Regions from separate parts of the Homo sapiens genome. Here region 2 is linked to region 1. Evidence: chromatin loops called from intact Hi-C (ENCODE). Cell type or tissue: endothelial cell of umbilical vein. All regions are shown on one strand. Each heading gives the region's core, and the rest is flanking DNA. Links, peaks and the distances in the headings are about the cores only. Region 1 holds the start of ZNF280D (zinc finger protein 280D). Region 2 has its middle 16 kb from the start of LINC03065.

Region 1 (15,524 bases), core at 4,477-8,476:
CCCTGCTACTACTAGGCAAATAAGGGGAGGGCACAGAACTCTTCCAGCATCTACTGACTCTCAATTGCCTTCAACTCAAAATAATCCTCATGCGTAAGTGGCAGATTCTGATCCCCTTCATCTGTTTCTAGTTTTCACTGAATACAATTAAGAACTCAGACTTCATTTTCTGCCCAAAATGGAAGAGAAGAAAATTAACAGAGGAAGGCATTTCACAACTATTAGACGAACCAGAAGATTAACACAAAGATAGACAGCAGCACTTTAGACTCTTAATGATGGTAGTGAAAATGACTTTATAAGGGAAATCTCAGACTGAGTCCTTGGATGAGTTACTTTAGATAAATTCCCTCAAACTTAATCAATGAGAGAATAACGTATTTCTAAAAACAAAAAGGAAATACGGCATTCTCATCCAGTGGGAAGAACTTCATCACACAATATTTTTACATTAAGAATATGGACCATGCTGTTCTGCTCAAAGAAAATGTGACAGTCTTTCATCCTTTACAAGTGTGTGCTAAAATTTTACTTAATACATTTTTTTTTTTTTAAGAGACAGGGTCTCACTCTGTCACCCAGGCTGGAGTGCAGTGACACAATTGCAGCTCACTGCAACCCAGACCTGAAGCGATCCTCCCACCTCAGCCTCCCAAGTACCTGGGACCACAGGCACATGCCACTACACCCGGCTAATTTTTTATTTTTTGTAGAGACAAGGTCTTCTTATGTTGCCCAGGCTAGTCTCAAACTCCTAGGCTCAAGCAATCCTGCCTTGGCCTCCCAAAGTGCTGGGATTACAGGCATAAGCCACCACACCCGGCCTTGATACAACGCTTAAGTGCCCAAGTATTGAATGCAGGGGTATGCAAAGGTGACTGGAAGGAAATAGAAAATATAGACATTTTAAAAAATTCATTGGATTGATCATTCTAGTTAGTTGCTCATAAATCTGAAATTGAAAAATCTTGCAATTGTGGAGCAAAGAAGATGGCCGTCCTGTCTTCAACAAAATTATGAACCATCAAAGGTTTCAAAAATTCTTCCAGTATTGCATTTTGATGATGTACATGCAAAAAGACAACCCAGAAGGAATGACAAGCAAGAACCTATCAGGGAAGCATTTGAAATTTAGAATCAGTATTTATAAGACAAATAGTTCCAGGGTCTTGTATGAAAGTTGCTAAGTACAGACAGTCTCCAACTTAAGATGGTTCAACTTACAACAATTTTCAACTTTATAATGGTGTGAAAGTGCATTCATTACTTCCAGTACTCATACAACCATTCTGTTTTTCACTTTCAGTACAGTACTCAATAAATTACATGAGATACTCAACACTTTATTATTAAAAAATAAGCTTTGAGTTAGATGATGTTGCCCAACTGTAGACTAATATAAATGTTCTGTGCATATTTGAGGTAGGCTAAGCCAAGCTACGATGTTCAGTATGTTAGGTGTATTAAATGCATTTTCAACTCATGATACTTTCAACTAATGACGGGTTTATCAAGGATGTAACCTATCGTAATTCAAGGAGCATCTATAGTTAATTCCATTCAGATGATGTTGCCCATTTCAGGTAGAAATACCTTCAAAAGGTGAAAAACATGAAATGAAAATCTGAGCAACAGGTGACAATGAAATATGATAAGCTTGGACAATGCAGATCTACACAGAGATTGGGAAAAGGCATGAAAGTAGAATCAAGATTGATATATACGAAATGACAGAAAAATTTCAAAATTCTGTCAGACATATAACTTGTGACAAATTTTTTACAAATTTAGACTTGGCTGAATATCACACAGCATCAAACTCTCCTTAGTTGGCACTGTTAGGAAGAACAGCATTGAACTTCTGTGAATTTTCACAAATGGAAAAGCAAAAGAAGTCAACTGCACAAAATCTGGATTTCGAATATAATTCATGATTCTTATTGTCCTAAGGAAAACTATACCTACTCTTCTCAGCTCAGTGCATTCTCAACCATCAATGAATTTTAAAATCCTTGCATAAATTAATCTGAAGTGATCTGTATTACAAAAAGACTACAGAAGTGACACATTCAAAAAGTGGGTCAGAAACAATACTTGGAAGAGAATGATTTGAAGATGGCTTATGACTGATATTAGTTCAGAGTATACTTTCATTGTACGGGAAAAGCTTCAGTTACAAAACTGGAAGTTACCAAGAAGAAATTCCTCATGCAACTAGGAAAATAACTTGCAGAAAATAGGAAGGGAATGTTGTCTTACCCTCTAACCACAATGATTTCTGCACAGATCTGAAAATGGGAAGAAAGAAAGATGTTCTTTGTACAGATACAGAAACTCAAAAAGAAAAAAATGTGTGTTACAATGAGAATGTTTATGCAAAGCGTTCAAATGTGATGTATATTTGTTGTAGGAGTGTTATGTAATTAAATGCATGAAATAGATTTTTTATTTTTTATTTTTCTAAGTACATACAAAGATATCTGCTGTATTGAAATTCTTATTAAAAGCTCCAATAAGTTGTTTTACATTATGCTTTATTTTTACTCCTATAAATTATACATAATAACGTAAAATGCAAAAAAAACCAGTCCCTTTTGACCCAGATGATAGTGATAATTGTACACTTTTCCTCGTATACTGAGGGTTAAGAGAATCCTTAAAATTGCTCTGGAGAAATAAATCAAAATTCTAAACATACAATTTTTGATATAAGGCACTGATTAAATCAAGTCATTATTTAAATCACTATTTAAAGCAATCTGAAAATTCAAAGTTTTTAATTCCTTTCTAAAGCAAGAAAAAAACTATTCAGGATTTATATATTTAATTAGTGAATATGTCGTAAGTATTCCTCATCTTCCAAAACTTGCTTTTGGAATAACAAAGTATGTTGTCAATAGAAATATCCAATTTCCTGTCACCTAAAACTACAGTTGACTTTTCATTTGTGAAAACTGCTATTTCAGTGAGCCAATGCTGATTAATAGAACACTGGAATGAAAAAGGACTGGATTAGTAGCCTAACTGGACAGATGTTCCAGTTGAAGCACTTGCAATCCTCCAACATCAAACTACTTCAGAACTTTTCTATTTACCATAGCTTACTATGGCTAAAATGGTCCTAAGCAAACTTTCAAAGAAGGCAAAGCTTTCTGACATCTACTTTCTGCCTCCTCTCTCCTAGTCTCCCTAGGCTCTGATGCCAACACATAGAAGCATTCCAAGTTCCCTAAAGTAGATGGGTTAGTATTTCCTCCAGAATTGTCTCCACTTCTTCTTCTTCCTAACTTCCAAAGCCATACCTAAACGACTGCTCCCAACTGTGTTTATCAGATTACTGCAGGTAAATTCCTACCAACTACTAATGCCAAAATATCACACCACAAATGACTTGCTAATTGCAGAAGGAAATGCTTACAATGGAAAGATAGCTTGTCACCACCTTATCTAAGAGATCAAATTTAGGATTATTAATAAGACAAGCCTACTTTATGTGCCTTTGGATGTTGTATGCAATGAAGCATACTGCATGGCTTATGAAGTATTCCTGTCAAAAAAATATTAAACCTAAATATATTCAAGCCTTTAGACCCAAATCCAAGTTTAGAGAAAACAGAGAGGATAGGGGGAACAAATTTAAACACTATCAGGAGGAACTATCACTAAAACATGGAATATGGGTTATTCTGAAAGACTACAGACCAGGTCTCTTCAAAAGGTCAATTTCGCCCAGTGCTGTGGCTCACATCTGTAATCCCAGCACTTTGGGAGGCCGAGGCAGGTGGATCACTTGAACCCAGGAGTTTGACACCAGCCTAGGTAACACGGCAAAACCCCATCTCTACAAAAAATACAAAAATTAGCTGAGTGTGGTGGCGTGCTCCTGGGTTCCCAGCTACTCAGGAGGCCGAGGTGGGAGGATGGCTTGAGCCCAGGAAGGAGGTCAAGGATGCAGCGAGCCAAGACTGCTCCACAGCGCTCCATCCTGGGACACAGAGCAAGTACCTATCTCAAAAAAAAAAAAAAAAAAAAAAGACTGAAAAGGAATTTTGAAGAAATGGGGGGAAATGTGAATATATACTACACCACGTTAGATTTTAAGGAATATTCTTCACTTTCTTAAGTGTGATTGCGGTATTGTTACACAGAAAAATGGCCTTGATCTCTTACAAAATACATACTGACACACATACAGCATTTAGGGCTGAACTGTCATATCCGTAATGCACTTTGAAACGTTCAGAAAACAGAATGTGAGATAAGTGGAAAAATGCAAATATGGCAAAAAGGTAGCGTTAAAACTAAGTGTTCAAATGGGCTATTTAACTTTCCAATATTTTCGAAAAAAATAGCAAGTTGCAAAGTTAAGAAATTAACTCGAGAATAAAAATATAAAAGCCAGGCTAGATGGTGCACACCTGTAATCCCAGCTACGGAGGCTGAGGTGAGAGGTCAGCTTGAGCCCAGGAGTCTGAGACCAGCCTGGGCAACATAACAACCGCATTTCAAAAGTAAAGTATAAAAATATCAACGAAAGGGCAACTGAGTAATGTTTCTTAAAATCTTTAAGTGAGCCTCCTTGCCTATTCTCATCTACCTCATTCCCACAAAAATGGTATATACTAGAGTTGAGCACCGGAGAAGGAGTCAGAAGACCTAAGGTTCTATTAATATAATTGGCCTTGGCTCTTCCTAGTCAGTGACCTCATTAAAGTCCTCTCCCTGAGGCTCTGTTTCCTCGCCTGCAAAATGATTCCAGCAACCCAGACCACTTCAAAAGGGGCTAAGAGATACAAATCAGGGGTTATCAATGAAAGGCACAAAAGCAAGACACAATTACAACAGTATTTGTAGTGATGTTAAAACATCAGAGGCACACAGCCCTAACAATGGTATAAGCAAACCAGTGCCTTCCCTGGTTAAGTTTCTGCGTGGAGACAGCTGGAGTTGGCACAGCAGTCCCCCAAAGCAGGACACCTTACAGATGCTAAGAGGCAGCTTTTGTGCTTTAAAACTGTCCTTCTAGCGTTCCATTTTATGTTTCATGGCACTAAAAAAGACAAATTCTGTCCAAACCTGAAAATAAAGCCAAATATTTAAGATGACAGATTTTTTTTTTTTTAACAAATCTTCGCAAACAAAGGCCTTTGGCCAAAGGTCTCCCGTGCTTGCAGAAGCGGGTTCACCTTGACGTTTTTCCTCTCCAGCAGATTTCTCCTTAAAAGCGTTAAAACTTGCGATAAGTTGGGAGGAATTCCTTCCATCGCTGGAGCAGGCTAAAACCTCAGAGTGAGATCATTCTTTCCGTCTCAGTAAGTGAACCTTGCAAAGCTCAGAAAATTTTGTCTCCAACTCCACGTTTCTCCTCAGGGCCCTTCTTCTGTAGACAATAACGGGAATTCTATGGCAGAGGAGGGGAGGTCTCTTTGACAAAAATGAGGGTGCAAACGTGGAACGACCGGTCATCTGGGCAAAATGAGGGGCCCTGTGCCTGCAAATCCCGAATCCCCTTTGGTCTCCTTTCCTACGACTGAAGAGACACGGGGGTGGGCTGTGGTGTGAGGACCATGGGTCTTGGCCAAACATCGGCACAAAATGTACCAAAGGGAGTTGCCTCCAGAGAGAAAAGCCAAAACCAGGCTGGGGACAAACAGGCGCACACGCCTGGGAGAGGAGGTGGCGGAGGAGCAGAAGGCGAAGGCCTGCGCGGCCCAGGCCTGCAGCAGCCGAGGCGGCTGCCGCGTCGCGCCGGGATACCTCCTCCCCCGCCTGGGCCGACGCAAGATGGCGGTCCGGCCGCCGCCGCGCAGCCGGTCTCCTCCCCCGCGCTCTGGGCGCTCCCGACGACCCGCGCCGGCCTCAAGACCCCCAGTCCAGCGCCCCCGGAGTGAGGCGGCGCAGGCCGCGCGGGAGGGCCTCTGCCTGCTGCAGCGCAGGGCGGGCGGGGGCGGGGGGGCGCTTACCGTGAGCGGAGCGGATCGGCCTGACTGGAGCCCTGAGGAGGAGGAGAAAGAGGAGGAGGAAAAGGAGGAGCACGAAAAACTACACTGCGGCGACGGCGGCGGCTCCCATTGCGGAGCTGGCAGCCGAGCCGTGGAAAGGGGGGGGCTCTCGTGCAGCCGGCGCGCTGCCTCATGGGTAGGCTCCGGGTCAGCCTCCCCGTGTCCGAGCTCCCTGTCTTCTCGCCGACGCGGGAGGCGGGCACCGGCATGTGCGCCGCGTCGCGGGCCCTCGAAGACCCACGCGCCCCGCCACGCGCCGGTCCGGGGCGAGGGCCAGGGCCCTGCCTCCATGTGGGTGCGAGCTGCTGGCTGGTGTGGCCGGGAGGCAGCCCCAAAATCCGGACTGCTCGGAATTTGCAGGCGAGGAGCCGTGCGTTCCGGGCCCTCCGCGTGTGTAACGACCCCCAGTCCGTTGGCTTGGAAAGTGAAAAGGTCATGGGATACAGCCGCCGTTCGAAAGAAGCAAGGGGCCTGTGGGTCGAAGACTAAACCAGGAGAGAAAAAGGAATCGTCCGTTTCTTTAAATAACGAGCTGATTTTACCAAGTCTGTTTTAAATGTGTGGTTTTGCTTGCGTTCCCTGTCGAGGTCAAATACGAAGAGACGAATCTGTACATTTAGCGTTTTATTTGGGACACAGGAATTGCAAGTTCAGGTTATTTACACATACAGGGTGGTCTTCAGTATGTCAGAAGAACAAAGAGGAGTTAGGGGGTTTTATTTTTTAAAAAAAGTTATCTATTGTTTTTCTAGAAAGTTCGTTGACATTTAGTAAAGTTTTGGGTAGCTGGTTAGTTCTGACTGGTGAGGGAAGGGGCTTGGTAAAGCTTGCCCTACAGCTGCAGCAGGTTCTTTGAGAAGCTAAAACCTGAAGATAAAACCTGTTTCAGGTTACAGCAGGCGGTTTCAGCAGCCAGGCTTGCTGAGAATTCCATTCTTAGAGCAATGTTATGTGCCCTGAGGGCTTCCCCCAGCACTGGCTTCTCCATTCTTTTAGTTGGCTATGACAAGAGTGACCCAATTAGAATGATTAACTTGCACACTCTAATTCCTAACTCTGCCATCTGCATATTAACCTGTAATAGCATTTTTTAAAGTTTGACAACGAGAAGTATAAGAAATTTACAAGAAGAACACTTGCCAAGATACTGCTTGCGTAAATACTTGCTAAAGGTTGTATTCTGATCTGTAAGGAAAGTTTCCTAAACTGATTGTCTTCTCAAGAGCAATGGCATTACTGGTGCAGCTTGTGAGTGACCAAGACTTGAAATCTTGCCTGTTAGGATCCATAACAGACACCCTGTTCAATCACTGAATCTTGCTAATTCATCTTCCTATTCGAATTCAGTTTCTTCTCTCTCATCTGGCTTTCCCCAGTTTTTCTCAAGTGTTTATCATTACTGTAGTCTCCATATTGATTACTGCCCCCAAATTAATCTTCCCCAAAGACCACCTGGATCACTCCTACAGATCTGGTGTACTTGGAGGTAACCATGACCTATCCTTCTCCCACATGGGCCTGGGATCATCTACCCAGCTTTCCCTTTTCTGCTGGCCCTGAAAAATAAACCTTACAGGAAAAGACAGAAAATAGTCAAAACAGCAAACATGGAAAGTTTAAAAATTCCAAAATCTTGGAACATTCTTAAGACATCGTTTTTCAAATGTCCCTAAAGGTTAGCAAAGCATGCTACAGTGTCAGGTGAAATTACAACAAATTTAAAGATCTCGGTTGGCTTTATTGCAATTCTAGATTCAGGCACCACTTCATTCAGTAAAACAGAATAGGTGTTCCCATGAATGGAGCAGATGTGGTTGGCTTTATAGACAGAAAATGGGCTGAAGAAAGAAGAAACAACAAAAAACAAGTTGGTCTTTTCAAAGTTACTTTCCTTGTAAGGTGGGGCACTGAGACAGAATAATAGAAAGAAAACTGATTGGTTAATACCAGGTTACTCCAGATTAATATTGTAAGAACAACAGCAGCCAGGTGTGGTGGTGTGTACCTGTAGTCCCAGCTACTGAGGAGGCTGAGGCAAGAGGATTCCTTCAGTCCAGGAGTTCAAGGCTGCAATGAGCCATGATCCTGCCACTGCAGTCCAGCCTGAGCAACAGATCAAGACGTTGTCTCAAAAACAAACAAAAACGACTTAAAACAGGGAACTTCATTATCATGGGGATTGAAGGTTTAAACTGGCCTGTTTGGGAAATTAGGCTGTTATCTCTCTCCTGATTTCTCAGAAGGCCACATAACAACTCAGTTTCAGTTTTGTGAGCATGGGTAACTCCATGTTGGTTTTTAGTCTAGTCTGCTGGGGCTTAGTGCAGGAGTTTGGTCCAAAATAATGGCATCCTCATAAAAAGGAATGAAATAATGGCAGTTGCAGCAACCTGGATGTAATTGGAGGCCATTGTTCTAAGTGAAGTAACTCAGGAATGGAAAACCAAACATTGTATGTTCTCGTAAGTGGGAGCTATGTTATAAGGATGCAAAGACATAGTAATGATAGAGTGGACTTTGGGGACTCCGGGGAGAGCGTGAGAGGGGAGTGAGGAATAAAAGACTATACATTGGGTAGAGTGTATACTGCTCGGGTGATGGGTGCTCCATAATCTCAGAAATCACCACTAAAGAACGTATTCATGTAACGAGACACCACCTGTTCTCCAAAAACCTATGAAAATAAAAAGTAAAAATAATAAAATGATGGCATCCTATTATTTTTATTTATAACAGGATGAAAGAGAAGATTGCACTCTGTATTCTAGAGTCTAGTCCTCACTTTGTAGAGACAAAAGCTCAATGTTGCCAGTCTCCAGAACTAATTTGAATCCTGGGGGATGATTCATACCAACCAAACTTACTGAGACACATGTGTAAGCCAAAATTGCAATTATTTTTTGTTGTTGTTCATGAAAAACACAACTGCCATGGAGACCAAAAAGCTGGTTAATGTATTTTCATTCAAAGGAACATTTACGTGAGAGGCCAAATTACAAAAGATGACTCATGAGAATAGAATCAGCACACAGGAAGTTATTTGGATGATTCTGACATCGTCCTTCAAACTTCTGACATCATACGCCCTTGGCCTCTAGAACGCCGTTCTTTTGGTTCTCCTGACTTACGGTCTGAGCTTTCCCACCATTTTTTATGAGCTTCTCTGACTTACATTCTCAGCCTGTTCTACATGTTACACACTTGCTATAGATATCCTCACAGTACTCATTCTCCTTAAGTGAGATTATGCTCCACATCCTTACCTGAATTATTGCAGTGAATATGGGTGATCTCCCAGCTTTCATTCCACAATTACTTTGTGTTCATCCATGCAATTTGGACAGACGTAATACACCGCACAGCAGGTCCAAGAATTGTCCAACTGGCCAAAAGTTATCAGAGTTACCCTCACCCTTTGAACTAGTTTTTGTTTCAGAGGCCAATCAGAGGGAAGCCTAGGATTTTTGTTTTATTGCAGAGAATACAGAAGTTCTTTTTTTTCTCTGAATGGTATGGCATTCAAATGTAAATACTGGAAGAGCTACATTCTCCCTCTTTTTTTTTTCTTTGCTACTAAGTAGAGCCAACTGAAAATAAAGCCAACACGTGAAGGAGGAATAGCTGGGAGAATCAATCATAGGGAAAGGAAGCCAATCCCTGAGAGAATCATAAACCTTCAAATAAAACATCACCGGAACCCATACTGCCTCTAGACTTTTCTGGTTTATGAGCTAATAAATCACCTTTGTTGTTTAAGCTGAAGGGATCCAGAATAAGCCATTGTGGCATAAAAATTATTTTGAGCTGAATATGTTTATGTTCCTGAAATCCCTTATCTACCTAAAAGCAGAGCCTTTCAAAAGAACCCAAAAGAACTCAATTGTTATAAATTCCCTCCAGGGAGCAACCAAGGAAGATTGAGTCACCGTCAGAGACTATGAGAATGTCACCACATCTAAACAGACATTGTCAAAACAACTATGATATCTCCCATCTATTCTCCAAAGGGCCCATTTATCTTTCCCAAAAGTCATTTCCGTAAGTTCCCTTTCTGCTCCTTCCCCTTCTAAGAAGTCATTTGTTTTCCCATAAGTGCTTTTCTCCCCCTCCCCTTCAGGGAAGTATATCAGTCTCTAAGCCCCAAATTCTAACCACCCTCTGGAGTCAACACTTCCTTGTGATCTCCTTACGTACATATGTGATTAAAATCTGTCTTCTCTTGTCCTTTGTCAGTTTATTCACAGGCCCCCAATTATAGAACCTCAAAAAGTAGAAGAAAAGTTTTTCCTCCCCCACAAGGCCAATTTGAGTTGAATTTTCTCTTACCTGCAACTGAAATCATCGTTAAGTGTGACAGAGATAATGATACATATTCACCATCTTATTTTCCTCTTTGCACCCAGGAAACCTATGTTTCCCAGCTTCCTTACCTTTTATATTGGGCTGTGTAACTAATTCTGGACAGTGGAATGTAAACAGAAGCAGTGACCCTCCCATGCAAGCCTGACCTTAAAACTTCCAGTAATTTATAGTTCCTATTTGTTTTTCACACACCAGTCAGCTAGATACAGAAAACTCTGAGAAGCTGGGGGATGGCAGCAACATTATATAGAAGGACTCTGGGTTTCTTAAAAATTGCATCAACACACTGATCCTCACTGGACTGATTGGAGCAAAAAATAAACCTTTATTGGGTTAAGACCCTGAGATTTGAGGGTGGTTTGTTGCAATAGCTCAAATCACTAACTCTGATTAATAATAGTGATGGCCTACAATGATAAAAACTAAAATGTGTGTCATTAGCTTAGCACAGCAATCAGGTGGGAATCGAGGAAATAGATGTAGGAGGGTGGACAGCTGAAGGTTCACTTTAGGCAGTGGCTAAACTCTTGCTTACAATATCTCACAAGGCAGATTAGTATCTACATAACTTGTAGAGCTAAGGGAAGAGTTCAGAAAGCAATATTAATGGTAGAGGTTGGTGATTTTTGATATTTTTAGCAAGATGTTATCAGAAGGAGATTAGCATAGAACAGAATTAACCAGTTTATTGTTGGGGGCGAAGGAAATTTTTCACATCTGAAGGTTTGAGTCTGCTGAAATTACCAACAACAGAGAGAATAACAGGAGAAAAGGCATACAAAGGTATTCACATGGTACTGTGCACAGGAGTCATACAAAACATAAGACTCAAAGAAGGGCCAGACAGTTGACACTCAAATACCCTCTTCATAGCAGAGAAGAAAATAGAAGACATAAGCAATTTTGAGGGGTAGCAAATGATTTTCAGAAGACGTGAATGAGCTCAAAGAACAGACAATGGTCTGGGACAAAGTTTTCTGAGCTCTGAGGGAGGTGGCAACAAGTTGAAGGAAGGTGAGGGGCAATAGAACACCAATAGAATAGGTGTTCCCATGAATGGAACAGATGTGGTTCACTTTATAGACAGATAAAGGACTGAAGAAAGAAGAAACAACAAAAAACAAGTTGGTCATTTCAAAGTTACTTTCCTTGTAAGGTGGGGCACTGAGACAGAATAATAGAAAGAAAACTGATTGGTTAATATCAGGTTACTTCAGGTTACTATTGTAAGAAGAGCAGCAGCCAGGTGTGGTGGTATGTACCTGTAGTCCCAGCTACTGAGGAGGCTGAGGCGGGAGTATTCCTTCAGTCCAGGAGTTCAAGGCTGCAGTGAGCCATGATCCTGCCACTACATTCCAGCCTGAGCAACGGAAATGAACAAAGACGGTCTTCTTATGCAGATAAAGTCTCCCAGGTAATCTCAGTTGCCCTGAGAAGAATAGAGGAACAGTCTGTCTGGGCATGATGATGACTTTTAGTCTTTTCTCTTCTCCTTATGGTTAATCTTCACTGGTTATTTGATGAGATTCCTAGGGAGGAGGCTTTAGAACAATTGCATTTCTTTGGAAATGCAATTTCTTTTGAAAAAAGTTTTCTTCTGAAAGATAAGGGAACTTCCAGGGAGAGCCTCTCCCTGTGTTTGGGGGTTGCGAGGACAGAAGAAGTTTAGAAAGTCCTTTATTCTGAGGCAACTTCTAAGCGTTTCCAAGTTTCTTTAATTCAGAAGTGCTCAGCACACCCCAAAGCCCCATACTTTGAGGTATCGTTCTCTGAGCCCTAACATTACAAACAGAAATGAAAGGTAATAGAGAGAGTCCACCACTGGGGGACTTTGCAGGGTTGGAAAACACTACTTCTTCTACATTCCAAACAGAGATGTGACTTTCAAAGGCTTTGAGCAAGGAAGCACCAGTACAAAGTGACTTTCACTTAGGAAAAGATCAGATTACATATGTTTCAGATAGCACCTATTATTTCAGATAGCCTCAAAGTAACGGCCATTAAATTGAAAAAGAAAAATTTAGTCAAAAAAGCAGAGAAATAGGCAGCTTTTAGAACTATGCCTCCAGAATAAATACTATTGATGCTTCAGTATTTAAAGGTAGGTGATATTCATCTACCTTTTTTGAGTGTTCCCATTACCTGAAGTTTCACTGTGCTTCTGTTTTCAACAGCTGGGATCTGCAACTCTTTTTCACAGGACTGTCCTTAGGCTTTTGGAACTACTTTGCATGCTTTCACAAGGACTGGAAGTCCCTGGGAAATTATATCCCTCAAGGGCAGTTCTTAACCAATGACTGATAAATGCAGGAGTATGGAAGCTTTAGCTCCCCCTGTCTTGGGTAGGAACAATTTAGACAAATAACTTACACTCCAGAATTTCCCTGTAGGATCAAGCTGAATATACCCTCTGTAGGGTTTTACCTACAGCTGTATCCTTGGCTTGTGGGCAAGTTAAACTACTATTTATTCCAGTTCCACAGCCACCCTTCTTGCTTTGTGATGCTGGGAGCTAGGACTCTACAAAACAAATTTGTGCCTTGCCAGTTGCTGGTAGGCTCTGCCAATAGGGGGAACTAAAGAGGGACTGGAAGACTGGAGGAAGAAGAAGGGCTTTGCTCCTTCCTGTTTGCCTGTTTTTTCTTCCTGTCTTCATGAATCCAGCAACTTTTCATCACTCCAGCAGTGACCATTCAATCCTGTAACAGAGGCTCCTAGCACCATATATTGAATTAGGGTATCCTTTCCTTAGTGTGTATTTTTGTTGACTTTGTCAAAGGTCAATTGGTGGTAGGTATGTGGCTTTATTTCTGGGCTCTCTATACTGTTCCATTGATCTATGTGTCTGTTTTTACATTACCATGCTGTTTTGGTTACTATAACCTCATAGTATATTTTGACATCAGATAATGTGATGCCTCCAGCTTTGCTCTTTTTGCTTGGAGCTTTGGCTCTTCAGGATTTTTTTTTTTTAATTCCATAATTTTTTTTTTTTTCTTGAGACAGAGTCCAAGTCTGTCACCCAGGCTGGAGTGCAGTGGCACAATCACAGCTCACTGCAGCCTCAACATCCAGGACTCAAGTGATCCTTCCACCTCAGCTTCCCAAGTAGCTGCACTACAGACACATGCCACCACACTCAGCTAAGTTTTTTCAAATTCTTTCTAGAGGTGGGTTCTCGCTATGTTGCCCAGGCTGTTCTCAAACTCCTGGGATCAAGCAATCTGCACCTCGACCTCCCAAACTGTTGGGATTATAGGCATGAGCTACCATGCCTGGCATTGGTTCTATAAGAATTTGAAGATTGTTTTTTCTAATTCTGTGAAAAATGACATTAGTAATTTGATGAGTTGCATTGAATTCATAGATTGCTTTAGGCAGTATGGTCATTTTAGTGATACTGTTTCTTCCAATCCATGGGTTGTTTTTCTATTTGTGTCATATACAATTTCCTTCACCAATGTTTTATAATTCTTGTGGAGATATTTCACCTCCTTGGTTAAATGTATTCCTAGGTATCTTATGTTTTTTTCTTTTGCAGCTATTGTAAATGGGATTGAGTTCTTGATTCGGTTCTCAGCTTGATTGTTATTGGTGTATAGAAATGCTACTGATTTTTGTATGTTGATTTTACATCTTGAAACTTTACTGAAGTCGTTTGTCAAATCTAGCAGTCTTTTGGAGGAGTCTTTAGGAGTTTCTAAATATAAGGTCATGTTATCAGCAAACAAAGATAATTTGACTTTCTCTTTTCCAATTCAGATGCCTTTTATTTCTTTCTCTTGGCTGATTGGACTAGCTAGTATTTCCAGTACTATATTGAATAGGAGTGGTGAAAGTGGGCATCCTCGTGTGTTCCAGTTCTTAAGAGGAATGCTTTTAACTTTTCAGTAAAATGTTGGCTGTGGGTTTTCATATGTGGCTTTTATTATTTTGAAATATGTTCCCTCTGTGCTCACAACGTTACAACATTTTTATTGTCTTTTACAAAAGTAATGGTCTGCAGTGGATTGGAATTTTTTTTAATTGGTCCTTTCTGACAGATAGTTTGAGAAGCTCCATTTTTTTTTTTTTTTTTTTTGAGATGTATTTTTGCTCTTGTCACCCAGGCTGGAGTGCAATGGCGCAATCTCGGCTCAGTGCAACCTCCGCCTCCCGGGTTCAAGCAATTCTCCTTCCTCAGCCTCCCGAGTACCTGAGATTACAGGTGTGTGCCACCACACCCGGCTAACTTTTGTATTTTTAGTAGAGACGGGGTTTCACCATGTTCGCCAGGCTGGTCTCAAACTCCTGACCTCAGGTAATCCACCGGATTTGGTCTCCCAAAGTGCTGGGATTACAGGCATGAGCCACTGCGCCCAGGTGGAGAAGCTCCATTCTAACATTACTTCTAGCCTGACCCCTAAAACTTGTTAACATTCTCCCAGCTTTTTTTGTTCTTGGGTCAGTCAGATGCAGAGGATCGACCAGAGTATTCTGAGCTCTAGAAGACATGGGAGCTACTGCAAAGAAGTAACCTGAGGTTTCTGAACGGTTGATGGAATAGAAATATCTCCCCCACCAAAATCAGAGGATTGCTCTGAACCATGAGGTGCATAGAAAATAAACCTTATTATCTTAAGCCAGTAAGAATTTTTGGTAATTTGTTTTAGTACCTAGTGTTAGTTATCCAAATACAATGTCATTGAATTTTCCTGTGATACTGACTTTTATCTATGTGGCCATGATTTCTGAATTTATACTTTCAAACCACATCCCTCTCCAAAGCATCAGAGCCATATATCTTATCACAAACTTGAAAACTCCTTGTAACTATCCCACAGGACCTAAAAGCTCAACATTTCTAGAACTAATTATGCTTCTTTCTCTTTTTCTTTCTGTATTCCATTTTGTTGAATCATGTCACCACTCCTTCAGTTATCCAACTCTGAAAACTGAGAGTAAACCTCATCTTCTCTTTCTCTAACCCACTATAACCAAGTGACCCTGTACCATGTTCTGAAGCGTCTACCTTCTTTGTATTTCCCCAACACTTACTTTACTCTCAATTCCTAGTTATTCTATAATATCTCGCTTGAATTACTACAAAAATATTTTATTGTATATTCTTGCAATTAATTCCTTCCAGTGTCACAGGAACAACTTTTCAGAAAGCAAATA
Region 2 (15,524 bases), core at 4,753-8,752, 140 kb after region 1:
CAATAATTCTTAGATCAAGTCAGCAGAAAATAGTAATGATACAGGTTTTCCAAACATTATCAACCAAGATGACCTAATTGACTTGTATGGACAGGTCCACTAAACAACAGCAGAATACACATTCTTTTCTAGTGCACATGAGATATTTTATCAAGATAAACAATATTTTGTGCCACAAAACAAGTCACAATAAACATAATAGGATTTAAGTCATACAGAAAGCAAATTAAACCCAAAATAAGCAAAAAAAGGAATTAATAAATATCAGGGAAGAAATCAAAGAAATAAAACAAAATCAAAAACAGAAAAACCAGAGACACAATCAATGAAGCTAAAGGAAATGTGGCTGGTGCCTGTAATCCCAGCATTTTGGGCGGCCAAGGCAGGAGGATCCCTTGAGCCCAGGAGTTCGAGACCAGTCTGGGCAACATAGCGAGACCCTGTCTCTACTAAAAATTTTTAAATTAGCTGGATGGAATGGTGCACACCTGTGTTCCCAGCTACTTGGGAGGCTGAGGTGGGAGGATCACTTGAGCCCCAGAATCCGAGGCTGAAGTGAGCTGTGATCACGCCACTGCACTTCAGCCTGGATGACAGAGCAAGACTCTGTTTCAAAAAAAAAAAAAAAAAAGGAGGAGGGGAAAGAAAAAGGAAACTGAAAGCTACCCTGCAAAGATTAATAAAATTGATAAATTTCTAAATTGACCAGGAAAAAAGAGTGAGGACACAAATTACCAATATCAGGAGTCAGAGAGATGACATCAGTATAGATATCCATAGATACTAAAAGGATAATGAGGGAATATTATGAACAACCACAAACTAATATATTTAACAATTTAGATGAAGGACAGACACACGACAGACACAAACTACCAAAGCCCATTCAAGAAGAAAAAGATAATATAAAGAGATAGGTCGGGCATCAGGTGACTCACACCTGTAATCCCAGTACTTTGGGAGGCCAAGGTGGGCGGACCACTTGAGGCCAGGAGTTCGAGACCAGCCTGGCCAACATGGTGAAACCCCGACTCTACTAAAAATAAACAAAAATTAGCAGGGCATGATGGTGAGTGCCTGCAGTCCCAGCTACTTGGGACGTTGAGGCAGTAGGATCGCTTGAACCCAAGAGGCAGACGTTGCAGTGAGCTGAGATTGCATCTCAAAAATAAAACAACAAAACAAAAATATGTATATCTATTAAAGAAACAAAATTTTCAGTTAAAAACCTTCCCACAAAGAAAACTCTGATCCAGATGGCTTTATTGGTGAATTCCACCAAACATTTAATGAATGTTACATTCATGAATGAACAGTTAATGAATAATTCTAATTCTTCACAAATTTCCAAAAAATTGAAAAGGAAATACTTTCCAACTAATTCTGTGAGTTCTCCATTACCCTGATATTAGAACCACACAGACACATAACGAAAAAAGAAATTTACAAACCAATATCCCTCATGAACACAGATGCAAAATGCTAAACAAAATTTAGCAAATCAATCAATATTTAAAAAGGATAAAACATCATGACTGAGTTAGGTCTATACCAGGAATTCAAAGTTGTTTTACTTTCAAAAAAATTATATAAGACACCATATAAACACTAATTTAAAAAGAAAAGCATATGATAGTCTCAATAGACACGAATAAAGCCTTCGAAAAAATCCAACATCGGTTTCTGATTAAAAAAAACTCTCAGCGAACTAGGTATAAAAGAGAATACTCAATCTAATAAACAGCATCTATAAAAACAAAAACAAAAACCTACAGCTAGCATCATACTTGTAAAAATTAAAGCTTTCCTCTAAGATTGAGAAAAAGACAAGTATGTCTGCTCTCACCACCTCCATTAAACATTTAACTGGAGGTTGTAAGCAAGAAAAAGAAATTAAAGGCATCCAGATGGAAAAGAAAGAAGTAGAACTGTCATTATTTGAAGACAACATGACCATCTATGTAGGAAATCCTAAAGAATCTACAAAACAGGTACTAGAACTAATAATGAGTTTAGCAAGCATGCAGGATACAAAATTAATGTATTAAAAAATCAATTGTATTTCTATTTACCACTAATGAACAAGTGAAAATAAAAAAAAATTAAAACAATATCATTTATAATAACACCAAAAACTAGAAAACATTTAGGGATAAATCTGACCAAAGATGTAAGAATCCTGCATACTGGAAACAACAAAACATTACTGACACTGATTAAAGAAAATCTGAATAAATGAAGAGATATACCTTTTTCATGCTTCAGGAGGCTCAATATGGTTAAGATGTCAATTCTTCCCAATTTGAGCTGTACATTCATTTCCATCTCAAGCAGGCCTTTTGGCAGAATTTGACAGGCTGATAATAAAATTCATGTGGAAATGCAAAGGATCTACAATCGCCAAAACAATTTCAAAAAAGAACAAAAAATTTGGAGAGCTAATGCTACCTGATTTCAACACATATCGTAAAGCTACAGTAACCAATACAATGTGCTATTGATAATAAAGATTGACAAAGAAATCATTGGCACAGGATGGAGTCCAGAAATAAAACCATGCATACATATATAGACAACAGATTTTTGACAAAGGTGAAAAGGCAATTTAGAGGAGAAAGTATACTGTTTTGAACAAATGGTGCTAGGACATGGAAGAAATATATATAGCCTTGAATTGTAGAGAGTTTCACAGGGCATGTCAGATTTGGCAGATTGGGCTACATAAAAATTTAGAATTCATGTATGGAAAAGATAACCTAAACTAACTAAAAGATATGCAATATATCTTTCGAAGACAAGCTATATTTAAAAGATATACCAACAGGCCAGATGGCATGGCTCACCCCTGTAATCCTAGCACTTTGGGAAGCAGAGGCGAGTGGATCACATGAGGTCAGGAGTTCCAGATCAGCCTGGCCAACATGGTGAAATCCCAGCTCTACTAAGAAATACAAAAAATTAGCCAGGCAAGTGGTGCATGCCTGTAGTCCCAGCTACTTGGGAGGCTGAGAAAGGAGAAAGGAGAATCACTTGAACCTGGGAGGCCTGAGGTCGCAGTGAACCAAGATCGCGCCACTGCACTCCAGCCTGGGCAACAGAGCGAGACTCCGTCACAAAAAAAAAAAATTAAATTCCATAATCTATCAAGAGTTCCTGCAAATTACTAAGTAAACGACAAAGAACATTAACAGACAAATCACTGGAAAAAATATAAATTTCAAATAAACCAATAAAAAGTTGTTCAACATCATTAATAATTACAGAAGGCCAATTATTTTCCCACAATCTTATTATTGAAACTATTAAATGTGGATAACACTCCCCCAAATCCAGACCAGTTATTTAATATGTTTTAGGAGTAGGTTGTCACTTCTCTAGAAACAGGAACAGAAACATGATCAAACTTCTGCTTACATTTGTCAATATGACCTTGAGAAAAGAGTATCAGCGCACTGCATTTCCATGCTCCACTCTGGGCAACAACGGAGGTAAACAAGATAGGCCTCCAGTCCTTGTCAGCTGTAATGTATTGTCTCAGATGGACTTAAAGGCATATTTTCTCTTAATTCAAGGGAAGATGACTCACCTTTCCAGAGTGGTCTGTCAGTGACATGCTATGCTAGAGACTTTGCATTAATTATTTCTTTTAATCTCTACCACAACCCTGCGAGGTTTTTATGGATGAGAAAACTGAAGACGCTATGTTAGCATTCCCCAGCCTTTTTGGCACCAAGGGCTGGTTTCATGGAAGACAATTTTTCCACAGATGGGGGAAAAGTTTGTCCATGGCCCAGGGATTGAGGACCCCTGCTCTACATAACCAGCGATATACTTCAGTGTCCATGTTTCTTTCCACTGCATCCTAAAGAAAGGAGTTCTCCTCTAGGTGGGGGGACAGACTAGAGTGTGAAAAAGGCCCTAAAAGACACTCAATAGATCAAAAGTATAACAATAAGTAAAAGTTCCACATAAAATGCTGAAAACAATTTTAACCTTGCATATGTCTGTGATAAGCACTGATGTTTATGATGTTATTTTGTGTTGCAATTTTAAAGTGAAAAGAATGCTGGTGTTGGCAATAGGCAGACCTGGTCTCAAACCCCAGCTCTGCTGCTTACCAGTGGTGTAATCTTGGTCAAGAACCTGATTCTCCACACTGAACTCTGACTTTACATTGTCACTATTGAGTGCAATGTATAATCCTATGATAAAGTTAATCATCATTTGACTTGTTTGGGGGTTAGTTCCTGTGACTATCTTTTCAAACAATATTGAAAATTGTGAGCAGCTGTAAGACAATCACTTTGTGTCACTGACAACACTTAAAAAGTTACTTGTACATTAAGAGTTTAACACACATATTTATTAGATGAATATTTTATTAAACCCAAGACAAGATAGGTTGACAATACTAAGAGCTGACAAAGACAGGGGAAGGCAATCTGGGTAGGAGAACAATTTGCCAGTGATTACTAAAAAAAGTGCTATAAAGAATAAGACCCAAATGTCTGCCATACGTCCTTTCACACCTTATTTCATGCCTCCCCAACCCAGTACCTTGATCACTTGACTTTATTTCAATCCTTTGGATTAAGAGAAAACAACTTAAGAACAGGGATTATGTTTTATTCGTCCTTGAATCTTCAGAAATAGCATAATAAGGTGCTCAGTAGATGACTGTTGAAGTGAACTGAATGGTAACTTAAGAAGCAAGAGATTATTATATGCAGAATATTCATCTCAAGAGGGAAAGCTAGTTTTATGTATTTTCCATTGTGATTCTTTTGTAAGTAGGGAAATTCTATGCCAAGGACTGAAAAAAGCACATCATAAATCATGGTTCAGTCCATCTGAGTACTGTTTTAATTTTAGCGCAGCATGTGTTGAACTTCAGTGCTCTTGATTTACACATTCCTAATGCAAATATATCAAATTTTCAATTATTCAAGGGTGAATTATCAAATTTGTAGATTAGCTAGGCTTTATGCTTATTCTACTCCCTTTAGGTACATAGGCCTTTGGGCGCCTTCTCCTTCTTCCTTGTGCTTGAATGGCAGTGGGATTAACTCATTAAGAATAAAGGAAACATCTGTGTTGCTTAAATGACAGTGAGGATCTTGTAGAAACTCAGTACCACCTGTATGTAGTTCTATTACTGGTCATAAATTCAAATAAAACTGTCACAGTATTCAAAATTCAATGGATATTTCTTGAAGTAGTTCATCAGAGAACAATTTTTCCTCATGTCAGAGAAAGAACTAAATGAAGCATTTTATTTACAATAATAAAAAATGTTATATTGATTCAAATCACCGGCAGTGTCCACAGACACATGACAGAAAGCGGACATACACGTCGTGGAGATATTTGGCCAATCACATTTATCCCAGCTTGACTATGTCTTTCATTTAGTGACAGGAAATCTACTATCAGCCCCTATCACTTCAATGGTCAATTAATTAAATATTTTGATTCTATTCACATCCTTTGCTTTGAGCCACTTGTAATCATCTCATAGAGGGAAGAAAAAGCAATCATGTTTATAAATTATGAGCATTTTCAACACAGTTGAATGTAATTTATTCTTTACTTCTTACGTTTTTCTATCACTATTAATACTTCATGTAGGTGTGAATATAAACCTTGATGCACACAAACACATAACTCCCAGTTGAATGTCAACACCTTCAGAAAGAAAAAAAAAAGACTTGTATAAGGAAAACAATGGATAAGCTTTATGTGTGTGTGTCATACAGTGAATGTATATAACTACACATACATTCATGCATTAACGATAGGGATGCATTCTGAAAAATCCCTGACTAGGTGATTTCGTCATTGTGTGAACATCATAGAATGTATTTACACAAACCTAGATGATATAACCCACCACACACCTAGGCTATATGTTATAGCCTATTGCTCCGAGGCTTCAAACCTGGACAGCATGTTACTGTACTGAATACTGTAGGCAATTATAACACAGTGTAAGTATTTGTGTTTCTAAACATAGCTAACCATAGAAAAGGCATAGTTAAAATGCTGTATTATAATCTTATGGGACCACCACCCTAAACACAGTCCACAGTCCATCATTGACTGAAATGTCATTATGCACACATAACTTTACGTGAAACAGAAAACAATGAATTGTGAAGAAAATAAACAAAGTAATTGAATGGTGGGATGCAGAGCTACCATGTATAGCTGCATGGATTGTCCACTGCACAATTTCAGGAACAGCAGTCACTCTGACTACCAGGTGGATGGCGCCCCCTGGAGTTGTACAATATGGCAGTCTTGGTGAACTTTTTTTCTTTGGGATTTAAACATTTGGGTTTATCAAAACGATTAGACTGTGACCACAGCTTCAGGTCACACTTCCTAATCTCCTAGCATCCTTAGAAGTGACTTGTTCTCTCACAAGCTGATGTGGGAAGGAGAAAGAAAAGTGGAAAGGATAGGAAAATGTATCTATATAGAGGTAATTTGACAATAACAATAGCTAATATTTTTTGGAACTTTTATTAGGTGCCAGGTGTGGTTCATCGCACTTTGTACACATTAACTCTTTATTTAATTTTTTTTTTTTCTTTTGAGACGGAGTCTCGCTCTGTCACCCAGGCTGGAGTGCAGGGGAGCTATCTCGACTCACTGCAAGCTCTGCCTCCCGGGTTCACGCCATTCTCCTGCCTCAGCCTCCTGAGTAGCTGGGACTACAGATGCCTGCCACCATGCTTGGCTAATTTTTTTTTTTTTTTTGTATTTTTAGTAGAGACAGGGTTTCACCATGTTATCCAGGATGGTCTCAATCTCCTGACCTCATGATCCGCCCACCTCGGCCTCCCAAAGTGCAGGGATTACAGGCGTCAGCCACTGCGCCCGGCCTGTACACATTAACTCTTAATCCTTATAACCACCCTAGTGGTAGGTACTATTCTTATCCACATTTCACAGATAAGGGAATTGAGGCTCAGAAATGTTAAATAACTGGCCCAAGACCATGTTGCAGTAAGTGGGGAAGATGTCAGGTAGGAATGAGAGAGCTGATAGACTCTTCTCCTTTGCAAAATTGTGACTATCAATTGAAGGTCAATTAGAGGCTCCTTTTATTTAAATTTTTATTTGCTCTTCCTAATATAATTATTTTTATGGGAAAAAGCAGTCTCTTAGGAAGATCTATCTTCAATCATAAAGTCAGATTTGGGCCAAGTGCAGTGGTTCACGCCTGTAATCCCAGCACTTTGCAAGGCCCAAGCAGGTGGATCACTTAAGCCCAAGAGTTCAAGACCAGCCTGGGCAATATGGCAAAACCCTGTCTCTACCCCCACCAAAAATACAAAAATTAGCAGGGCCTAGTGGCGCACACCTGTAGTTCTAGTAACTTGGGAGGCTAAGGCAGAAGGATCGCTTGAGCCAGGAGGCAGAGGTGGAGGTTGCAGTGAACCAAGGTCGCACCACTGCACTCCAGTCTGGGCACCAAGTGAGACCTTGTCTCAAAAGAATATATAAATAATAAAAATAAAATCAGATTTAAGAATGAAAGAAAAGTTCCAAATATAATTACTGACAAAATAATAATAAATCTCCAGAATAAGCCCCCAAATTAAAGTATAAAATGTCTAGGATTACATTTACATTTAACACAAATGCTAAAGGGATAAAGAATAATTCTTAACTGATTAGCTAGCACTTTCTGCAGATGTCTAGCTTCTAGAATGAGTAAACAGAAATGTTAGGAGATGAGAAAACATCACAGAGGCACTGATTAAAAAAAAGAAAAAAAGAGCAGTAAATAAACATAGGGAGAAGCAGTCACAAGAACTTCCACAACTAAAGGAAATGGGAATTGGGGTAGGCCATGGTTGCTAATACACAGCACAGGAGACCAAGAATATTTCTATAGTGAGTCATCGGCTTTTGTATACCTAATTGATTCCTTGTTTCATAACTTCCAGATATCTGAATTTCTACACATTCAACTTACTATATAGAATCATATTCATGTTGAAATGGCATCAACTTTGCATGAAATTTTAGTTTGAAAAAGCAAATGAATAAAATTATGATGTCAAATGCAGTAAGAAATTGCAACAATGGTCTTTGTGTTTTTGCTCTCACTGCCCACTCCAATGCTGCTGTGTTCAAATAAATTATTTCAGCAAATAAAATATTTAGAGCTATAAAGGAATATGGTAAAGACAAAGATAAAATACCATTTGTAATATGACTACTATTAAAGCTCTGGCTTGCAGATTGCTGGCAAATAGTCTATTTTCCAGCTTGTCAAAACAACCCATTCTCTGAGCATGTTCAGAGCTTGCAGAGGTCTTCATTTATACCAGAATGGGAATTGGAGAAAGAAAAACATTTTGAAAATGATCTGCAGAATACATTGTTTTGTAAAATATCTAATCAAATGAGAGCAGCCTGTCAAAGTCAAGAAATGTTACTTACTCGGCTACAATAGGTATGATGCAGAACTGGCCACCCACTCACCAGCTGCAGAAAATGAATTTAAAGTAAGCTGGTCATTTGTCCTCAGACAAAGTACAACTGCCAAATATTTTATCCCAATTTGTCATCCCTGCTCTATTCCAGTGAATTCCATCAATCCAAGGCCAGTCACAGTGTTTAGTCTCTCCAGAACAATAAGCTTAACCCAACAGGTTTATTTGTTTAAGTCATCTGGTGAAATCTTTTAAATTACGCCTTGTTTCTAATACCGCTTGTATTTTGCATTCACGTAAGCTTCTGCTGCAGCTGCTTGAGAAGAAAAGGAAAGGAGGCTTTTGCTGAGCAGTGAGAAGAGAATACATTTTTAAACTTTCCTTTCTTTCTCCTAAAATTAGCACCTGGCATATGGAATATTCAGCAGGTGGCTCAGCAGGGAGAGAGTTACTGTTTTTCTTACCTGCCACTGAGATGTTTGACATTTTGACTTCATAAGGAACAAGATTCTTGAGGCCATCAGTGTGTGTGTGTGTGTGTGCGCACACATGCACACACTCATGCACTAATGGGCATGTTGAGGGAAGTCCCATAGAGGACTTCTGGAGGACAGAGTGTAAGAGACAGGAGCTACTAACAGACAAAGTTATACAATTAAGAAACATTAAATATCAGAGAGGGGAGTACGTTTCATATTGTTGAAACTGAATAACTAATTCAATTCCCACTAGTATCGGAGAATAGGAAATTGCTTTGTAACTTAAAGAACTTCAGAAATTACACTTTATAATATAATAGGAATGTTCTTTGAATATTGTTTGAAGACTCTGATGTAAAGTTCACTGAGATAACTTCCCCCAGATGTAGGAAAAGTAGCTATTGAATCAGAATTTTACAAACATTTATAAATGTCAACAATCTGTGTCATGTACTATTCTAGGCAATAGAGCATCAGAGAAAAAAGTGGAGTTCCAAATGCGAAAGATATTTAGAAAGTATAATAAACTAACCTTGGATATGGGCAGTGAGGGAGAGAGAAGAGTCTCAGATAATCCCCAAGTCTCTGGCTTGATGACTAGGTGAATAGTAGGATCATTAAAGATGTCTGACAAGAGACCACTAATTGCTTGCCTAATATTCATTCTACCCATTTTCTATGTAACTGACCTATATAGCATTAATATAAAAGATAGCAACATGCCCAGCTAAAAACCACATTTCTCTGTCTCCATTACAGATAGGATTGTCTAATAAGACATAAGCAGACATTTTGGAATGGGGCATCCGTGAGAGCTCTCTAAAGTATATTGAATAGCAGGGTGGCAGCACTTTTTCTTTACCTTTCTTCTTTCTGCCTGGAATGTCAAGGTTAAAGCGCCCACAGCTGGTTTGTGACCATGAGGTAACTTGAAGATAAAAAAGCTTCATGGTAAGGATTATAGAACAAAAAATAGGAAAGGCCTAGATTCCTGATAATTGGTGATTCTTCATACTGGAATTAGCCCTGGGTTAATTAGCAACTGGGTTGCCTAACCCTAGAGTTTTATTTTGATAGAAAAATTAATCTTTACTTTGCTTAAGCTGCTGTTATTTCAGGTCTCTGTTTAGCCATCAAAACTAATCCTAACCGATACTCAATGACAGAGAATCAAGTTGCTTGGTGCTTTTTGGTAGGTGGGAGGGTTAGGATGAAGTTCAGTTTTGGATGTATTGCATACTAAGTGCTGGTAGAATGACCAAAAGTCACTTGGAAACTCAAGCTGGAGATATAGATTTGGGATTGATCCAAATGGGAGGCTAATGTCTACAGCTTATCATCTAGAATCAGTGGTTCTTCATTTTCTTCAGATCAGTCTATGGTAAGAACATTCTGGTTTTCATTTTTAAGCATTTAACTTGCACCTTCCCTTGAATGCAGGGAGTGCAGGCAGTGCAGAACCATAAAAATGAGAGTGCAAGCTGAAACTGTGCAAAGTGATTTTAATAATGGAGGCCGGGCGCGGTGGCTCATGCCTGTAATCCCAGCACTTTGGGAGGCCAAGGCAGGTGGATCACGAGGTCAGGAGATGGAGACAATCTTGGCCAACATGGTGAAACCCCGTCTCTACTAAAATACAAAACATTAGCCGGGCATGGTGGCACGTGCCTGTAATCCCAGCTACTTGGGAGGCTGAGGCAGGGGAATTGCTTGAACCTGGGAGGCAGAAGTTGCAGTGAGCTGAAATCATGCCACTGCACTCCAGCCTGGTGACAGAGCAAGACTCTGTCTTAAAAAATAATAATAATAATAATCAATGGAACAATTATGACTATCCTGTGACCTTTAAAATGTTTGTCAAAACATGAAAGCTCTCTTACTGTCAATTATAAATGTACAGAGAAATGGAAAAAATAGTAAGGCTATTATTTTGTAGTAGTAGTCCCTCCTTATCTGAGGGTGATACATTCCAAGACCCCCAGTGGATGCCTGAGACCGTGGATAGTACCAAACCCCATACATGCTGCGTTTTTCCTAAATATATATGTATCCATGATAAAATGTAATTTATAAATTAGGCACAGCTAGGCACGGTGGCTCATGCCTGTAATCCCAACACTTTGGGTGGCCAAGGCAGGAAGATTGCTTTAGCTCAGGAGTTCAAGACCAGCCTGCGAAACATAGTGAGATCTCGTCTCTAAAAAATTAAAATAATGTTCTGTCATAAAGGACACAAATTCTCTGTTATCCAATAATCTACTAATCTGAATCATCATCTGTTCATTCATGCATTCAGTAAATATGTGGTAGGCACTGTACACACATTTGGAATATATTATATCCATGAAAACAACAGGCAAACATCCTTGCCTCTGTGATGCTTACCTTTTAGTTGGTAGTCATGGGGGGCTGAAACAGGAGGCAACAAAAATGAAGCCTACTATATTATTTGAGGTGGATAATAATGATGCGATGATAAATGAGAAAAGTAGAGACATTTAAATGCATGTGTTAAAAAAAAAGGATTAGCAGTCTTGACCAGATGATGAATTGATATTACAGACATACTGTATGAACTTGTAAATGTGATTCCCTAAGAAAGACACAGTATCACTTATGAAGCATTCTGGCTAGATATGCAGAACTTGAATGTAATCATGAGGAAACATTAGACAAATCCCAAATAATGAACATTATATTTTAAAAAAGGAAATATTCTACAAAATGTCAATGTCATATATGCTGAAGGTTTTGTGTTTTTTTTTAAATCTCAATGTTAGGGCTCCTATTGTCATGAATTCTGAATTTACTAAAGGAAAATTATTTATATTTCTATATTTACAGCCAATTTTTTTCTTAGTTTATTTAGAAAATATCTTTTTAAGCACTTGTTATACTGTTTTGGGCACTGTCTTTGCCTGAGTTATTTAGAAAACAGAGCCTAGGCAAATTTAAGGACCAGCACTTTATTGAGAGGTGTAATCTGAGGACATTAAGAGTGCAGAATAGGTGAATGAGGCGGGAAAGGAGGGTAAATTAACGTAAGAGTTCATTTCTGAGCTGGCCACAGCTTCATTAAACAGTATGGTGGGGATCTCTTCAAGACCGCGTGAGTCCAGGAGTTCAAAACCAGCCTGGCCAACCTGGTGAAACCCCATGTCTACTAAAAATACAAAAAATTAGCTGGGCATGGTGACCCACGCCTATAATCCCAGCTACTCAGGAGGCTGAGGCATAAGAATCACTTGAACCCCGGAGGCGAAGGTTGCAGTGAGCTAAGATGGTACCACTGCACTCCAGCATGGGCCACAAAGCAAGACTCCGTCTCAAAAAGAAAAAAATTAGGCCAAATGTGGTGGCACATGCCTGTAATCCCCAGCACTTTGGGAGGCTGAGGCAGGAGAATCACTTGAGCCCAGGAGTTCAAGACCAGCCTGTGCACTATCTCTACAAAAAAATTTTTTTTTTAATTAGCCAGGCATGATGGTGTGTGCCTGCAGCCCTAGTTACTTGGGGGGCTGAGGTGAGAGAATCACTTGAGGCTAGGAGTTCAAAGTTGCAGCGAGCCATGATCACACCACTGCACCAACCTGGGCAACAGAACAAGATCCTGTCTCTTAAAAAAAAAAAAATTAAGACCAAGATATTTTTAAAAATTATATTCATTAATTTAATTTTAAAATAACAGTGACAACATGAATACATCTTGGAGACATTATGTTAAGTAAAACAAGCCAGACACAAAAAGACAAACATTGTATGATTGCACTTAAGGGAGGCATCTAGATTAGTCAAATTCATAGAGGTAGAAAATAGAATTGTAGTTGGTAGGGGCTCTGGAGAGAGAGGAATGGAGAGTTATTGTGTAATTGGTGTAATTGGTACAGAGTTTCAGTTTGGGAAGATGAAAATTTCTGGAGATAGATGGTGGTGATGGTGGCACAACAACGTGAATGTACTTAAGGCCACTCAACTGTACACCAAAAAATGGTTAAAATGGTAAATTGTATGTTATGTATATTTTACCAAAATAAAAAATAACAGTAAAAAATCAGTACATTTTAACACATATATTTTTATGTACAACTATATTTTCCAAAAAATAATTAGTAAGAAGTGGCATTATTTTGCACTTTTGCAAATCTCTTAAAGTTTGGTTTACTAGAAGATAACTGAGGCCGGGCACAGTGGCTCGTGCCTGTAATCCCAGCACTTTGGGAGGCCAAGGCGGGCAGATCACTTGAGGTCAGGAGTTCAAGACCAGCTTGGTCAACATGGTGAAACCCTGTCTCTACTAAAAGTACAAAACTTAGCCGGGCATGGTGGCGGGCTGTAATCCCAGCTACTTGGGAGACTGAGGCAGGAGAATCGCTTGAACCTGGGAGGCGGAAGTTGCACTGCACTCCAGCCTGGGTGACAGAGCGAGACTCTGTCTCAAAAAAAAAAAAAAAAAAAAAAAGACAACTGGATTTTCATATCTATTTCTGTTTTCAGTCTATCATGATAGTTGTTTTGGTTACATATATGAAGAAAATCTTACCTCACAAAGATAGATAGTGGGAAAAGGAAGAATTACTTAAATAGCCTTTTCAGAAAATTGTGAATAGTATTCTTTAATACTATATAAAACTTGAAAAGTGGTAGTTTCTTAAAATACTGGTTCACTATGGCCAGGCACAGTGGCTCATGTCTGTAATCCCAGCACTTTGAGAGGCCAATGCAGGCAGATCATGAGGTCAGGAGATTGAGACCATCCTGGCTAACACAGTGAAGCCTCATCTCTACTAAAATTACAAAAAATTAGCTGGGCTTGGTGGCACATGCCTGTAATCCCAGCTACTGGGGAGGCTGAGGCAGGAGAATCCCTTGAACCCGGGAGGCAGAGGTTTCAGTGAGCCGAGATTGCGCCACTGCACTCCAGCCTAGGTGACAGAGCAAGACTCCACCTCAAAAAAAAAAAAAATTTGGTTGACTAAATTATGTAGATCTCCCAAGTGTTGACATATTTCATTGTACATCAGAAAAATCACATTTGCTGATATCACCACCACAAAAAAGTCTTAAAGTACCGGGAAGACGTTACGCCCCAGGACAGTGAATATACATTTTTCACAATTCAAATTTTTGGTTTAAAATGCAAATGTTACAAATGTTAACAAATATAGTCAGTTGTTTTCCTCATCTTACACAACCTTTTTTTTTTTTTTGAGAAAATATCTGCCAGATACTTAAGTCTAAGTAGTCATAGTTTGTCCTTGGTTACTTTAAGTAAAAATAATGTTGCATAAAAAGAAGCAACCAGTTCACTTCTCAACTCAAACAATCACACAAGTGCTTTTCTTGAGGCAATCATATTTCTGTATGCCGCAATAGTACTTCACATGTACTTCCCATTTCGTCACACAGAATATTAAAAAGACAAGTACTAATTTCAGCAATCTAGGAAGAGAAGGGAAATTCCCCAATCTCATGAAAGACTAAGCAAAACCTATTTTTAATATGATGATTAATGATGAAAGACTACATGTTTTTCTTCCTATTGCCGAAAACAAGGCAAAGATGTCTTCATTCATTGCTTTTACTCGAGAATCCAGTCAATGTAATAAGAAAAGAAAAAGAAATTTTAAAAAGGACAAGAAATAAAAGGCATGCAGATTGGACAAGAAGAAATAGGCCAGGAGTGGTGGCTCACACCTATAATCCCAGCACTTTGGGAGGCTGAGGTGCGCAGATCACGAGGTCAGGAGTTCAAGACCAGCCTGGCCAACATGGTGAAACCCCATCTCTACTAAAAATACAAAAATTGGCCAGGCATGGTGGTGGGTGCCTGTAATCCCAGCTACTCAGGAGGCTGAGGCAGGAGAATTGCTTGAACCAGGGAGGTGGAGATTGCAGTGAGCTGAGATCTCAACATTGCACTCCAGCCTGGGCAACAGAGCAAGACCCCATCTCAGAAAAAAAAAAAAGAAGAAATAAAACTGTCTTTATTCACAGGTAACATATCATGTACATTAAATCCCAGAAATATCTACATAAAAGCTGCTAGATTTAATAAATGGGTTTAGAAAGCTCATAGGATATAATGTCAATATATATAAATATATGAAACTAACAGCTAGAAACTGAAATGTAAACAACAGTACCATTTTTAATGCCACCACTGTTAGGGATAAACCCAACAAACTTGTGCAAGATATGTATGCTAAAAACAGCAATACACTGACAAGAGAATTTGAAGCAGATATAAATAGATGGAGATACATACAATGTTCAAGGTTCTAAAGATGTAATATTGTTAAGGTGGCAATTTCCACAAAACTTATCTACAGGCTAATTGCACTCTCAATCAAAACTGCAAACTATTTGTAGAAATTGACAAACTAATTGTTGAATTTATATGGAAAAGTTAAGCATCCAGAATAATCAGATGAATCTTGATTTTTTTCCCTCTTATTTTTAAAAGGCATAAAGATTTAAAACAAGAAGAGTTTGAAAAACCTTTGTTTGTTTGTTTGTTTGTTTGGAGATAAGGTCTTACTTTGTCTTCCTGGAAGGAGTGCAGTGGCACAATCATAGCTCACTATAGCCTCCACCT

The links. Peaks named below come from ENCODE experiments on the same cell type or tissue, not always from the same donor. Only the 100,000 strongest peaks of a DNase experiment are listed, where the experiment ranks them.
Region 2: a loop joins it to region 1, with 4 times the contacts of the local background. A loop is called at or near these places in 4 of 110 quality-filtered maps.

Annotation. Positions count from the first base shown.
Region 1 is chr15:56,727,495-56,743,018 of GRCh38, forward strand. ZNF280D (zinc finger protein 280D) reads right to left here and starts at 6,015. Exons shown (of 22, transcript NM_017661.4): 1 at 5,964-6,015. RefSeq lists a silencer at 5,765-6,034. In endothelial cell of umbilical vein, for the core only: no CTCF peak of the experiment used is centred there; DNase peaks (open chromatin) are centred at 4,887, 5,447 and 6,067; H3K4me3 peaks cover 1,997 bases; H3K27ac peaks cover 2,008 bases.
Region 2 is chr15:56,863,499-56,879,022 of GRCh38, forward strand. No RefSeq gene overlaps it. Among named protein-coding and RNA genes, the nearest start is that of LINC03065, 16 kb to the right of the region's middle. In endothelial cell of umbilical vein, for the core only: a CTCF peak has its summit at 6,280 (motif pointing left); a DNase peak (open chromatin) is centred at 7,853; H3K27ac peaks cover 364 bases.